Regions from separate parts of the Homo sapiens genome. Here regions 1 and 2 are each linked to region 3. Evidence: read pairs that join two places in POLR2A ChIA-PET (ENCODE). Cell type or tissue: Panc1. All regions are shown on one strand. Region 1 overlaps RAB10 (RAB10, member RAS oncogene family). Region 2 overlaps DRC1 (dynein regulatory complex subunit 1). Region 3 has its middle 15 kb from the start of RAB10.

Region 1 (5,000 bases), 72 kb before region 3:
AAATCGAACTTCAGAAGAAAATATGTGCTGCAATCTTAAATATATATTATGAGATAATTAAAACCTGTTATGTGTTTCTAAAGAATATTGGTTTGATCCATATTGCTGACATTGTCTTTCCATGGCAGATGGATGATAGTATACACCAATAATTAAAACTTCAAATAAAGACTTCATACATTTTTCCAGGGAAAAAATTATTTTTGGTCCAAATATTCTGGGGATCCACGGAAGAAAAAAGAAAACAAAGTCCTTGCCCATAAACTTCTGCAAAGAGGTCCTGGGGTAGGGAAATGCTCACCATATAAAAGGAAGAAACAATATCATTCAGTGAGTTTCCTGCCCATACCTTAGCTCTACTCTGCATCTCATTTTTCATAACTAACCTCTCACCAAGAAATGGTTTAACACCAACCTTCAACAAAACCTGTTATCCCTAGAATCTACAATAATGCCCCTATCCCTTCAAACTCTTGGGTTTACCTTATTGCTCCCCTCTTAATTTGAGCCAGTCTGCTTTTTAATCAGTCAAAATCTTTCAGCTTGCCCCATTATGTTTCTCATACACAATCAAAAGAAAAAAGGGTCATTTACCCACCATTTAACCTAACCCTACTTCTACAGTCCATATTGTTTTTCTTTAAGAATTTCTCAGAAAATCATCCTAAAATGACCCGGCTGTCTAGACTAACCCTGAACATGACCAACAACTTCAGCTAGGTATACAATTTATTAATTAATCTTAATGACAAGTGTGACAACTGATACTATTTCAGGAAACTTGCCTGAAGAAAGATGAAATAAGGATACAATCTGAAAGCGCTAAACCCCCTGGCATGGAAACTAGGCATCACTGGAAAATGTCTAAGAATTTGGGCTGTTTTCAGGTACCTACTTAATCTAACTGGTCAAGACAGAAGCCTCATTTTGGACTCCTTGAGTTTCCCTCACATTTCTTCTAGTCAATAATCACAACTACTAGGTTCTATTACTAAACCTTTTAAATTTGGAGGTTAAGGATCCTTCCTCACTAAGTTTCCTCTCTATTTCACTTTTTGTTTTTACCAAACTTCTTCGAAGTTACCTATATGTGCTGTCTCTAGTTTTCTCTCCTCTCACCTCTTGAATCCTTTCCAAACAGGCTTTGTTGTTGTTGTTATTATTAACCACCCCAACACACACACACACACACACACACACACACACACACACACACACACACACACACACACACAGCTCTCACTATGATCAATGATCTCCATGTTCCCAAATCCAATGATCATTCCTAAGTCCTCATCTGATCTTTTTTCTTTTTTTTTTTTTCTGAGACACAGTCTCACTCTTTCATCCAGGCTGGAGTGGAGTGGCACTATCTCAGCTCACTGCAACCTCTGCCTTCCAAGTTCAAGCAATTCTCCTGCCTCAGCCTCCTGAGAAGCTGGGACTACAGGCACGCACCACCACACATGGCTAACTTCTGTATTTTTAGTAAAGTCAGGGTTTCACCATGTTGGCCAGGCTGGTCTCGAACTCCTGACCTCAGGCGATCCACTCACCTTGGCCTCCCAAAGTTCTGGGATTACAGGCATGAGCCACCATGCCTGGTCCTCATCTGATCTTACTAGCTGTAGATGAAGGAATTCTTCACTCTTTTTTGCATGAAAACTCCTGACTCTCCTACCTTTCTAGCCACTCATCAATCTTCATTGCTGGTTTCTCCTCATCTCTCTGACCCCTAAAAACTGAAGTGGACTTCTCTTTTCTATCTTGACGCATTCCCTAGTTTCATGGCTTTAAATTCCACATACACACTGATGATCTCTCACCTCAACTCTCCCCTGAACTCCAAATCCAAGATACCCAACTGCTTATTAGTTATCTCCATATCCCATCTCTTACAAAGACTAAAAGGAAAACTCTTTAAATCCATAAATAAGGCCCTACATATTCTCCCACCTACCCCTCTCTACCCTGCCCTCAACATTTTCTACATCATCTCACTCTGATCTAGCTAATTGTATTGACTTCCTTTTTGTTGCTCTATGCACAAGACAGCCAGGTTCGCCTCTCACTACCTTTCCATAAAGGTACTATTCCCCTAACCTCTGACTACCTTTCTCATCCATCATGGCTCTTTCCCCTAGCTACCCTAAGTTGCAATATTTCTCTATGTTTCCCACCCATTGTCTATTAACACTTCTAACCTTCTTCCTGACTTTTAAACTTTAACGTGTCCTTATTTCTGTTATTATTCATCTCTCATTGCCAAAATGTGAGACTGAAAAGGGTAGAGATTTTTATCTGTTTAATTGAGTTAAATTCCCCATACCTAGAACAATACCTGACATTTAGCAGGCAATCCAAGAAATATCTGTCAAATAAACAGATAAATGATGTTTTCTGGAGAAATTAAAGAGTCCCTGAGAAACATGTTTTGCCCTTAATTTGAAACATCACTTGACAAGCCCCACCCTTTTCTACTCTGCTTTCCATCAGCTTTTTAGCGCCTCAGGCCAAAGGTTCCAATGAGATATCAGAATTTTTTTTTTTTTTTTTGGGGGGGGAGACAGGGTCTCGCTCTTTTGCCCAAGCTTGAATGCGGTGGCATGATCTCAGCTCACTGCAACCTCCACCTCTCAGGTTCAAGCCTTTCTTCTGCTGCAGTGCCCAGAGCGGCTGGGACTATAGGCCTGTGCCACCACACCCAGTTAACTTTTGTAATTTTAGTAGAGAGGGGGTTTCACTATGTTGGGGAGGCTGGTCTTGAACTCCTGGCCTTATGTGATCCGCCCTCCTTGGTCTCCCAAAGTGCTGGGATTACAAACATGAGCCACTGCATCCGGCCAGATATCAAAACAATTAAGGGAAAAAAAAAAGTTAACAGAGGCAGTGTGAGACATAATAAATTAGAAAAGCAAACCAAGAGGTCTGACATCTAACAGAAGTTTGAAAAAGAACAGAGAAAGTGACATATAGAAAATAATAAAAAAAAAAGGCAAGAAAACAGAACTAAAAGAATCTACTTCTAAACTGAAAAACCCACCAAGAACCTAGCATAATGAACAATAAGCATAAAACTTACACCAAAGTACATCACAATGAAATTTCAAAATACCAGAAATAGTTTATAAAAGTATGCGCAGAAACAAACTAAGCCACCTTAAAAGATCAACTCTCAACTTCTCAATAACACTAAAATCCAGAAGACAAAATGACAGTATCTTTTAAAAATACTTTCAACCTATATCCAGCCAAAACCAAATGAAAGGCATTCCCAGACATGGAAGATCTCAAAATATTTAGCTCCCATGCATCCTTTCTAAGATAGCACTAAGAAATTGCTTTACCAAACCAACAAAGAGGAAGAAATGAAATCCATTCAACAGTGTGAAGTAAAGGGTAGACAAAATTGCCTAGAGAGCAACCAGTTCAGAACAGAAAAGTTCCAGGGGGGATTTTTCCTGGGAGTGGGAAGGAGGAAACAGTATTAGAATTTATATGAAAAACAAAAGGATCTGACAATTCTACATGAGATAAAGAAGAGACAGTGCCTTGAAATCTAGGCAAATGTAACAACGAACTGTAAACTACAATAAAAACAAAAAAACAAAAAGTTGTCCGAAAAAGAAAATGCAATTATAGTACACTACTTGGCTTAGCAGTTAACCAAAATATTTATTACTAATTGAAATGATTAAGAAAGAGGTGCCAGGAATATCTGGTGGTGTAAGAGTATTAAATTCTCATCTTCCATAACAAGAAGAGTGTTTCTAAGACTAGGTTTTTTTAAAGTTTAGAAACATATGACTAGAGAATATGGAGTTGAATAACAGAAGAAAAAGCCTAAAAATGTTTGGGAAAGGTAAGGCACAGGTGCATACAGGGCAAGAATTTGTTGTTGCAGTTGCTGCTTCACTGTCACAGCCCTGAAGTAATAAGACTTCTAAAAATCTGTACCTATTAATAGAAATAAAAATGAGGCTAACAGAGAAGGAGGTATGTTTACAAATGCATTCTCTCCACTGCTTAACCACTTCAATTCAATCCATCACTCTCTCTTTTTTTTTTTTTTTTGAGACAGAGTCTCACTCTATCGCCCAGGCTGGAGTGCAGCAGCGCAATCTCTGCTCACTCCAACCTCCACCTCCTGGGTTCAAGCAATTCTCCTGCCTCAGCCTCCTGAGTAGCTGGGATTACAGGCACCCACCATCATGCCCGGCTAATTTTTGTTTCTAGTAAAGACAGGGTTTCACCATTTTGGCCAGGCTGGTCTTGAACTCCTGACCTCAAGTGATCCACCCACCTTGGCCTCCCAAAATGCTAGGATTACAGGCATGAGCCATCGTGCCCGGCCTCAATCATCACTCTCTATGAATAAATATATTTCTGAGCATGGCCCCAAGCCACCTCTCCAGTCTTATTCCCTCCAGTTTTTCTCCTGTAGTCACATTCAAACACAACTTTCATAGCGCTAAACTTTTTTCAAGTAAATATCATGGTTTCATTAGTGTGTACTTTCCACCCTCCCCCACCCTATATACCCACATGCAAACACCTAAGAAAAACTGAAGATAAGCCGGGCATGGTGGCTCATGCCTGTAATCCCAGCACTTTGGGAGGCCCAGGTGGGCGGATCACGAGGTCAGGAGTTCGAGACCAGTCTTGCCAACACGGTGAAACCCTGTGTCTACTAAAAATACAAAAATTGGCTGGGTATGGTGGCGGGCGCCTGTAATCCCAGCCACTCAGGAGGCTGAGACAGGATAATCACTTGAGAATCACTTGAACCGGGGAGGGGGAGGTTGCAGTGAGACGAGATCGCACCACTGCACTCCAGCCTGGGCGACAGAGCAAGATTCGCAAGACTCCAACTTGGTGGGGGGACAAGTTAAACTAAAGATGAACAGGGTGGAAAAGCTTATAAAATTGAGAGATGAGAGGAAAGTCAATAGCTCAGCTAATAAGAGATGCTAGAAAAGCCTACCACCCTCTGAAATTCT
Region 2 (5,000 bases), 390 kb before region 3:
AGCATTTTAAAAAATCTAATATCCTTTTGTCCTACACAGAAATGCTCAGAGATCACTGACTTTTTTTTTTTTTTTTTTTTTGAAAGAGAAAGAGTCTCCCTCTGTCACCCAGGCTAGAGTGCAGTGGCCTGATCTCAGATCACTGCAACCTCCACCTCGTGGGTTCAAGGAATCCTCCTGCCTCAGCCTCCTAAGTAGGGGGGACCCCAGGCGTGTGCCACCAGGCCCAGCCAACTTCTGTATTTTTAGTAGAGACGAGGTTTCACCATGTTGGCCAGGCTGGTCTTGAACTCCTGACCTCAGGTGATCCGCTCGCCTCGGCCTCCCAAAGTCCTGGGATCATAGACGTGAGCCACCGCGCCCGGCTGAGCTCACTGACTTTTAAATGAAGAGAACGAAGTACAAAAAAGTGACATGAATCATCTACTCTGCAGTAGGTAAGAGATCAGGAACAAAAACCCACATCAGTCCAGTATCCTTTCCACAGTAAAATATCTTATCCCTAACACAGTGTGAGATATTCAGTGATCTCTCTATACCTCTATGCTCTATAATCATATTCAGCAACGTGAATATTTTTTCTCACCAGAAATGATCTCTCCTCTGCTCTTAAAATTCCCACCTATATTTCTAAGACAACTCAAATCCCACTTTCTCCATCGAACTTTCCCTGACCAGGCCAGCTTGGTGAGTTCCTCTCCATATCTGAGTTCACACGGTATCACCATTTTTGCCTTTCACTTAACATTGATTAAATGCAGCATTTTGCCAGTTCTGGTCTGCTGTTTTGAGCTGCTGTTTATCCCTCAGCATCCCAGGGGCTGTTTCATCGCCATGGAGGGTAATCAATGATTTTCTTTTTTGTGTCTACTGAGTACAAGCTACGCACTACCCCACGGCTACAAAAAGAGGCTCTCATTCTCACAGTACATACAGTTTCACTGGGGCACTGCAGGCACACACATCTGAAAAGTCATATGCAGCAGAAAGCTATCTAAAATGAAAAGAATAGCACAGACAGGAAGTATTCAATGTGTGGAGAAAGGGAGCTCAGGCTGGGCTGAGGAAGAATCCGAGGAGGATTTGGGTCTTGAGATGGTTGTTGAAAATGGGAAAGTGGCCAGATGAGAGGAGAGAAGAAGAGGAGAATAGAGGGGGCCTGGCATTCCAGATGATCAAAGGCACAGAGCAGAAATGAACAAAACCCCACTGGAGGGGAGTGAGTGGATCCGCCTCACCAAAGTGGAAGGCCCAAATTAGGTAACAAACAGGAGATATGTTTGGAAAGTGAAGATGGGAACAGACTACCAAAGGCCTTGAGCGCCCAAGCTAAAACATCTGGACTTTATCCTATGAAGAGTGAATACCATTAAAAGTGCATGAGCAGAGAAGAGACAGCGTAAATATAAGAAACTGTCATCTGAAAGCTCACTCCTAGAGAGCTCTCAAATGGGAAAGATTCTATTCAGTTCTGCCTAGAGACAGCAACATGGACCACATGATTTCTTCCAGTCTAAATGTGAAAACCATGATGTCACACCCAGCTCACTGGTCTTCCAGAGCCCATCTGCCAACCAGTTCATACCAATCGGCTTTCTTCTTTCTGTTTGTAGCTCTTGCTTTGATCCTCCTCACTCTCCTTCTTCCCATCTAAATATTCTCCAAGTGCTTCCCTGTGATGGAAAAAAGCAGAGAAAATGAAGTTATTTCTAATACGTAAATTCTATATTTAAAGGTTTTGGCCTGGCACAGTAGCTCATGCCTGTAATCCCAACAGTTTGGGAGACCAAGACAGGAGGATTGCTTAAGGCCAGGAGTTCAAGATCAGCATGGCCAAAATAGCAAGACCCCCATCTCTATTTATGTAAAACAATAATAATAATAATAATAATAATAATAATGGTTCCATTGTACTTCATATATAAATATATATTCCATATGGATTAAAATTTAAATATTGGCCAGGTGCAGTGGCTCACACCTGTTAATCCCAGCGCTTTGGGAGGCCAAGGCAGAAGGACTGCTTTAAATCAGGAGTTTGAGACCAGCCTGGGCAACATAGAGAGACACTATCTCTATCATTTAAAAAACTTAAATATTAAAAAAACTGCAATCATAAAAACACTAGAAGTAAATACAGGAGAATATCTATATAATCTTAGCATAGAAAACCCATCTTTGAATAAGACCAAAGTCAGAAAATAAAAAGATTAAAAGATTTTACTTTCTAAAATTTAGAAATTTTATCCTTGAAAGTCAAGGGATAAACTGATAAAAGATATTTGACAAAATTTTACTATCCATAAAATAGGAAGGGCTCCTTCAAATCAATAAACAAAAGACAAAATACCAAAGAGAAAAACTGGCAGAGGATATGAACAGGCAGTTTCCCAAAGAAATACAAATGGCAAATAGGCATTTGAAAATATGGTCAGCTTCACATATAATCAGAGAAACCAAAACCCTGTGAGGTGTCATTACTCTATTATGAGACTAAAAAAGATTTTAAGGGTTGACAGTATCAGGTGGGAGCCCAGCTTTCCACATTCCATGGGTGGGAATGTAAAGTATAACAACGTGTCTAAAAGGCAATTCGGCAAGATTTGTCAAAAGCTTAAATGTGCCTTCCCTCTGACCCAACAATCCTTTCTTTAGGAATTTTTTACAGAAAGCCTTTACAAGTACATAAATAAATATGCACGAGAAAGATGATTGTAGCACTGACAATACTCGTAAGACCATGGAAACATTCTACATACATATTAGTAGCTGACTAATTAAGAGAAAACAATATTTCAGAAATACTTTGTAGCCTACAAAAAGAATGATGTAATACCTAACAGCAGGGAAAGATGTCCACAGCAGTTAAGTAAAGGGAGCCAGTTTTAGAAAAATATGTAGACTATAATACACATTTTCTTTTTAAAACAGGCTTGGCTGGGCGCGATGGCTCACGCTTGTAATCCCAGCACTTTGGGAGGCCGAGGCGGGTGGATCGCGAGGTCAGGAGATCGAGACTACCCTGGCTAACACGGTGAAACCCCGTCTCTACTAAAAATACAAAAAATTAGCCGGGCGTGGTGGTGGGCGCCTGTAGTCCCAGCTACTTGGGAGGCTGAGGCAGGAGAATGGCGTGAACCCGGGAGGCGGAGCTTGCAGTGAGCCGAGCCGAGATAGCGCCACTGCACTCCAGCCTGGGCGGGAGAGCGAGACTCTGTCTGAAAAACAAAAACAAAAACAAAAAACAGGCTTATATGTGCACAGGACATTTTCTGGAAGTATATATGACAAACGAATAACAGCAATTACTTAAAGAACAGGAATTAAATTACTGAGAAGTTCTATTTTCTACATTTTTGTATTGCATGAATTTTCTAAATAGTGCATGTGTGTGTGCTTGTCTGTGTGTGTGAATCAGAAAATGAGACTAAAGGGGCGGTGGCGAGATAAAGTTCCAGATTATAGACTTCTTCAGGGGAGGCATGGGGGAGTGACCTCACCAACCCCCACGCCACTTACATCATCAAGACCCTGCTCTCTCCTCTGGCACACAGTGTCCATAAGGGCTACCAGTACTGCCTTAGGAAAAATGAAACCTCAACATGACACAGCAGGTTTGTTTTTTTGTTTGGTTTCATTTCGTTTTTTGAGACGGAGTTTCGCTCTTGTTGCCCAGGCTGGAGTGCAATGGCGCGATCTCGGCTCACTGCAACCTCTGCCTCCTGGGTTCCAGCAATTCTCCCGCCTCAGCCTAGCAGATCTCTTTATCTCATTCTTTCTTGACTTTTTCTAACTCTGACTTCCATCTCTACTCCCTTTGTTCAAAGTCCAGGACAATCCTACCTAGTGTAACACTATTTTGGAGATACAGAATTGAGTTACCATCCTCCACTCCCAATCTAACCAAAACCCCTTGTTTTTTTCTTGTCATTTCATTGGCTTCCCTATTCTTATTGAACATGCTCTTTGTTTTCTTACCAAGTAAACTAATTGTTCCATTTTACTCAGGTCTTCAGCTATTGCCAGGCTTATCATGTTCCCATCACCACTCAAAAAATTCCCTTGACTTTCTACTTTGACCACCAATTAATGACCAACTCTATTTAAATAATCCCTTCCAAGTGCTTTCTGGATCAAAGATCAGTGCTTCAGAAACAAACAAACAACAACAACAACAAAAAAACCATGCAGTCCAGATATGCTATAATTTTTTTTTTTTTTAAGACAGAGTCTTGCTCTGTCCCCAGGCTGCAGTGCAGTGGAGCCATCTCGGCTCACTGCAACCTCCGCCACCCAGGTTCAAGTAATTCTGCTGACTCAGTCTCCCGAGTAGCTGGGACGACAAACACGCACCACCACACCCAGCTAACTTTTGTATTTCTAGTAAAGATGGGGTTTCACCATGTTGGCCAGTCTGCAGATATGCTATAAATTCTTATTAACTACTATTAACTTAAATCTCATCATTGTCTTTTATGCATCATTTTTTACTGCTTAGCACTGTACTGTCCAATATGGTAGCCAATAACCACATGTGGCTATAAAGCACTTGAAATGTGCCTGGTGCAAATTGAAATGCGCTATGAGTGTAAAATACACTCTAGATGGATTTTGAAGACTTTGAACAAAAAATATTTGCAATATATCTCATCAGTATGATTTACACTGATTGCATATTAAAATAATACTTTTATATATTGGGTTAAATAAATTATTAATTTCACCTGTTCTGTTTTTACCACTTTCAATGTGGCTACTAGAAAACTTGAAATGACATATGTGGCTGATACTGTATTTCTGTTGTTCAGCAGTGTAGAACTAGTATGTTCTCCAAAGCAACTGTTTCAGACTTCTGTCTATTCAGATTTGAGCTCCCTCCCTCCTGGGGGCTGAGTCCTCTTTTGGGAAGCTGTTTCCTCACCACCGCCCCATGTTTGTGGTCTAAATGGGAGCTGCCATCTTGAATACTCTACTTCCTGACCAATTCTCAGGATTTAAAA
Region 3 (5,000 bases):
GGGATGGATACCCCATTTTCCATGATGTGCTTCTTTCACATTTCATGTCTGTATCAAAACACCTCATGTACCCAATAAATATATACACCTACTATGTACCCACAAACATTGAAAATAAAAATAAAAGAAAAAATACTCCCAAGAGGAAGCCAGACTTTTGCCCATGTAGCTTATGCATTCAGGGTTCCACTACCTTTTGCCCTCCCTCAGGGCACTGGTGTCCACAGGGCAAACCTGCCCTGTGTCCTTGAAGGCCAAATAGGGATGCTATTTCTTTCTTTCTTTTTTTTTTTTTTCTTTTTTTGAGATGGAGTCTTACCCAGTCGCCCAGGCTGGAGGGCAGTGGCACAATCTCAGCTCACTGCAACCTCCACCTCCCGGGTTCGAGTCATTCTTCTGCCTCAGCCTCCTGAGTAGCTGGGATTACAGGTGTACAGCTACACAAAGAAGCAGGCACAGTGAGGGCGACTGAGAGCAGTAGCACTTGGTTTCTGGGCCACCTCTGGACCCCAGAGCTGGATGGGATCCCAAGTCCAGTGCTGGCCACCATGGTGCTATAGGCTACAGAATCTCTTTGGGGTCCGGCAGGGGCAGTGATGGACTCACTGCTTGGCCTAACAGACTGAATCTGTGGCCTGTTGCTTTCCCCAGATCCCTGAGCCTGTTTCTCTAGCCTTCCCAGTAATTCTGAGAGCTTCCCAATAGCCTTTCAGTAAATGTATGTTCTGCTTCTAAATGCCAAATATCAGTTTCTGTTGCAACCAAAACCCGTGACTGATACACTTGTTTCTGGTAAAATTCCCAGGATGACTCCAGCTCTACCTGACATTTGTGCACGTCCACTTCCTCTTTCCCACCTTCTGCTGACCTTGCCACTTGAATGTGCTGCACCTCTGCTGAAACTTGGCTCCTGCCTGCCCTCCAAGGCTGCTGCAGCCTCGGTTCCTCTTTCCTGGGTCTCCACTGCCTCTTTCTAGCCCCCTCTACCCCAGGTTCAGGTGACCTGTGCTCCCAGCCCATCCTGAGGCCTAGACAGGTTGGGCAGTCATCCTAACCCTGTCATGATGTCAGCAGTGGGCCTCGTGCTGGCAGGGCAGAGTCCTCAGATGCTGGAAGGGAGGGTCACCAGGAGGAAAGAGGGACACAGGCAAAGAGATAGGAAAGTTGCAGAGGCTCCCTTTTTTGTTTGTTTGCTTGTTTGTTTGTTTGCTTGTTTTGAGACTCAGTCTTGCTCTGTCCAGGCTGGAGTGCAGTGGCACCATCTTGGCCCACTGCAACCTCTGCCTCCTGGGTTCAAGCTGATTCTCCTGCCTCAGCCTCCCGTGTAGCTGGGATTACAGGTGTGTGCCATCACACCCAGCTAATTTCTTTTTAGGCGGGTCTCACTCTGTCACCCAGGCTGGAATACAATAGCTCAATCATAACTAACTGTGGCCTCAAACTCCTGTGCTCAAGTGATCATCCTGCCTCAGCCTCCCAAGTAGCTGAGATTACAGGTGTGAGTCACTACACCCAGCTAATTTTTTTTTTTTTTAAGTGGAGATGGGGTCTCACTATGTTTCCCAGGCTGGTCTTGAACTCCTGGCCTCAAGCAGTCCTCCTGCCTCAGCCTCCCAAAGTTCTGGAATTAGAGGCGTGAGCCACCATGCCTGGGGTATTTTTATATTTTATCTAACAACATGAGTTTTCATTTATGGAGTTCCTGCATTGTTCTGGCCCTTTAGAGGCATGACTTCACAATAATACATTGATGTAGGAACTATGATCATCCCCATTTTCAGATGAAGAAACAAGTGTTTAAATAGGTTAAAAGAGGCCGGGCATGGTGTCTCACACCTGTAATCCCAGCACTTTGGAAGACCAAATCTGGCACATTGCTTGAGGCCCAGGGTTCAAGACCAGACTGGGCAACATGGTGAAACCCCGTCTCTACAAAAAATACAAAAATTAGCAGGGCAAGGTGGTATGCACCTGTAGTCCCAGCTGGTAGGGAGGCTGAGGTGGGAGGATTGCTTGAGCCTGGGAGGCGGAGGTTGCAGTGAACCGAGATTGCACCACCACACTCCAGCCTGGGCAGCAGAGCAAGACTCTATCTCAAAAAAAAAAAAAAGAAAAGAAAAGAAAAAGATGTGAAAAGACATGGAAGGTGGGGTGCAGTGGCTCATGCCTGTAATCCCAGCACTTTGGGAAGCTGAGGCGAGTGGATCACCTGACATCAGGAGTTCGAGACCAGCCTGGCCAATATGGTGAAACGCCATCTCTACTAAAAATACAAAAATTAGCCAGGCATGGTGGCGGGCACCTGTAATCTCAGCTACTCAGGAGGCTGAGGCAGGAGAATCATTGAACCCAAGAGGAGGAGGCTGCAGTGAGCTGAGATTGCACCACTGCACTCCAGCCTGGGCAACAGAGCAAGACTCCGTCTCAAAAAAAAAAGAAAAAAAGAGATGGAATGTGATGATGCCTGGTATTTCCTTCAAAATAAGTGGGAGCAAAGGGGATAAGTAGAGTATAGATGAAATAAAGTTACAGTGGGTTAATGATTATTCAAGCTGGATAATGAGTATATGGAGGTTCATCATACTAATGTGTGTCATTCATATATATTTGAAGCTTTCCATAATTAAAAGTTGTTTTTAGTCTGATCTAAGTCATACAACTATAAATGATGAAATTAGGTTTTGATCCCAGGCCCTCCTAACTTCAGAGCCTGCTCTCTTAACCTCTATGCTGGATACCTGGCAAGGTGCCTAAAAAGAGCTAAGCAGAAAAGATAAGTGATTTTCAGAGAATTCAGAAGGGATTTGGAAGCCTCTCAATTAATTTCTGCTCCGTTTTCTAGGTACTTCATGGGAAGGATCAACATAAGTAGAGCCAGATATTAATACCCCTCACCCAGAGCTTCTTATACAGAAGATGCCCTCCTTTTTTCTGCCTGCTTCTGAGTAGGTGCAGAAGCACCCATGAGAGAGTGGTTGGCAGCCAAAGTTTTCTAAAAACACCCAGGCAACAGCTGTCCTTGGCTGTCACCTGACTCACCAGGCCCTGAGTCAGCACCACTCCCCGACACAGCCTCCCCTGCTGAGCCAGATCTGACCTGCCCTTTCCTGGCTGAGCTGAACTAGTTGGGCCAGCCCAGCCCTGCACTATCCCAGCATTCTCCTCAGTGGGCAGCTTCTTGCTCCCTTACATGCATCTGGAGTTCCCACCCATGTGCTACCCTTGTCATCCAGGGCAGCAACCATATGCCTGAAACTCTAGCTCTGAAGAGAGCTAAAAGGCCCGCTCCATGTCCTCAGAGGCATGAACAGGGATCTGGAATCTGTGTCTGGATACAGATGACATAGGATGGCCTGGGCGCCAGCATCTTCCACCATCTGCAGAGGAAAGTCTTCCCTCTCTGGGTATCTCTGGGATTTGCTTTAGGCAAATAACCAGAATGAAATGTAAAGACACCCCCCTATTCCTGCAGAGCAGGATTCTAACACTAGGTTCAGTCCCAGAAGAGAACAAGTCTGGGGCAATATGAAGACCAAGATTTTGCTTCTGTGTTTGGTCTGTGTTTCTGTGAAAAACTCTCATGGATCATCTCATCTCAGCCTTTTCTTGGCCTAAACATGAAGCTACAGTAAGTGCTGACATATTCTCCAGGCATTCGTAGAGACTGAGCCTGGCACCATAATTGGAGGACACAGACACTGACCTCATTCCTAAGTCATTAAGGTGACACCTGCTTCCAACCTCAGACCTCCAGGCCACCCTGCTCTGAATCCTGGCCCTGCCACTGAGGCATACATGATCTTGAGCTAGTAACTAACCTTTGTGAGTCTCAGTTTTTCTCATCCGTACAGTAGGAATACAATACCTACCTTGCAGGTTGTCGTGAGGGTCAGACAAAGTAGTGCATGTGAAGCACTTTGTGGGTGAACAATAAAAATCTGTGTCCTTGCCTGGTGCAGTGGTGCATGCCTATAATCCCAGTACTTTGGGATGCTGAGGCCGGAGGATGGCTTGAGCCCAGGAGTTTGAGACCAGCTTGGGTAACATGGCGAAACCCTCTCTCTATAAATCCGGAAAAAATGGCAGGTGCAGTGGTGCATGCATGTAGTCTCAGCTACTCAGGAGGCTGAGGTGGGAGGATTGCTTGAGCCCAGGAGTCAGAGGTTGCAGTGAGCTGAGATCATACCACTGCATTCCAGCCCAGGCGACAGAGTAAGACCTTGTTTTAAAAAAAGGCTGGGTGCAGTGGCTCCTGCCTGTAATCCCAGCACTTTGGGAGGCCAAGGCAGGCAGATCACAAGGTCAAGAGATCGAGACCATCCTGGCCAGCATGGTGAAATGCCATCTCTATTAAAATTTAAAAAATTAGCTGGGCATGGTGGCATGTGCCTGTAGTCCCAGCAACTCAGGAGGCTGAGGCAGGAGAATTGCTTGAACCCGGGAGTCGGAGGTTGCAGTGAGCTGAGATTGCGCCACTGCAACCCTGCCTGGCGACAGAGCAAGACTCTATCTAAAAAAAAAAAAAAAAAAAAAATCAGTGTCTTTCACTTTGCCTTGTTCCTTGGGACCAGCTCTTATTCAAACTGTACTGATATCAAAGCTTTTAGGCCTGAGACCAAGCTCTGCCCAGCTCTCCACTCTTGATTCTGGGCATTCACACCAGAGTCCCAATACCTTCCCACTGATTCCCACGTCAAAAGACAAAATTCCAACAAATTTAGTTTAAACATTTTAACTGGCTTTCATTTGAAATTCCAGAATTGGGCAATATCTCATTCTACAAGGCAGAGTGAATGTTCCCATGAGCCGAGCAGAGGAGGTTGGTTTTAGAGACAGAAAGCAGAAACAAAACGAAAAGTGGATTCGTCGTTTCAAAGTTACTTTTCTCATAAAGGTTAAAGCAGAGGGGACTTCCTTATCACGCTGGCTAAAACTGGCCTTTTTGGAAATTTGGCTATTATCTCTCATTCTCCTGATTTCTTAGAAGGTCAGATAAACTT

Evidence for each region. Peaks named below come from ENCODE experiments on the same cell type or tissue, not always from the same donor. Only the 100,000 strongest peaks of a DNase experiment are listed, where the experiment ranks them.
Region 1: POLR2A ChIA-PET joins it to region 3 with 5 read pairs; 6 of 35 experiments call an interaction of 5 or more read pairs at or near these places.
Region 2: POLR2A ChIA-PET joins it to region 3 with 5 read pairs; 1 of 35 experiments calls an interaction of 5 or more read pairs at or near these places.

The regions. Positions count from the first base shown.
Region 1 is chr2:26,088,497-26,093,496 of GRCh38, reverse strand. The region is part of intron 1 of RAB10 (RAB10, member RAS oncogene family); the gene reads right to left. The region is part of intron 1 of LOC105374333 (a long non-coding RNA gene); the gene reads right to left. Among named protein-coding and RNA genes, the nearest start is that of RAB10, 57 kb to the right of the region's middle. In Panc1, no CTCF peak of the experiment used is centred here; no DNase peak of the experiment used is centred here.
Region 2 is chr2:26,411,017-26,416,016 of GRCh38, reverse strand. DRC1 (dynein regulatory complex subunit 1) reads right to left here. Exons shown (of 17, transcript NM_145038.5): 2 at 1,586-1,673. Among named protein-coding and RNA genes, the nearest start is that of DRC1, 12 kb to the right of the region's middle. RefSeq lists an enhancer at 3,571-3,710. In Panc1, no CTCF peak of the experiment used is centred here; no DNase peak of the experiment used is centred here; H3K4me3 peaks cover 708 bases; H3K27ac peaks cover 832 bases.
Region 3 is chr2:26,016,362-26,021,361 of GRCh38, reverse strand. No RefSeq gene overlaps it. Among named protein-coding and RNA genes, the nearest start is that of RAB10, 15 kb to the left of the region's middle. In Panc1, no CTCF peak of the experiment used is centred here; a DNase peak (open chromatin) is centred at 3,041; H3K27ac peaks cover 1,304 bases.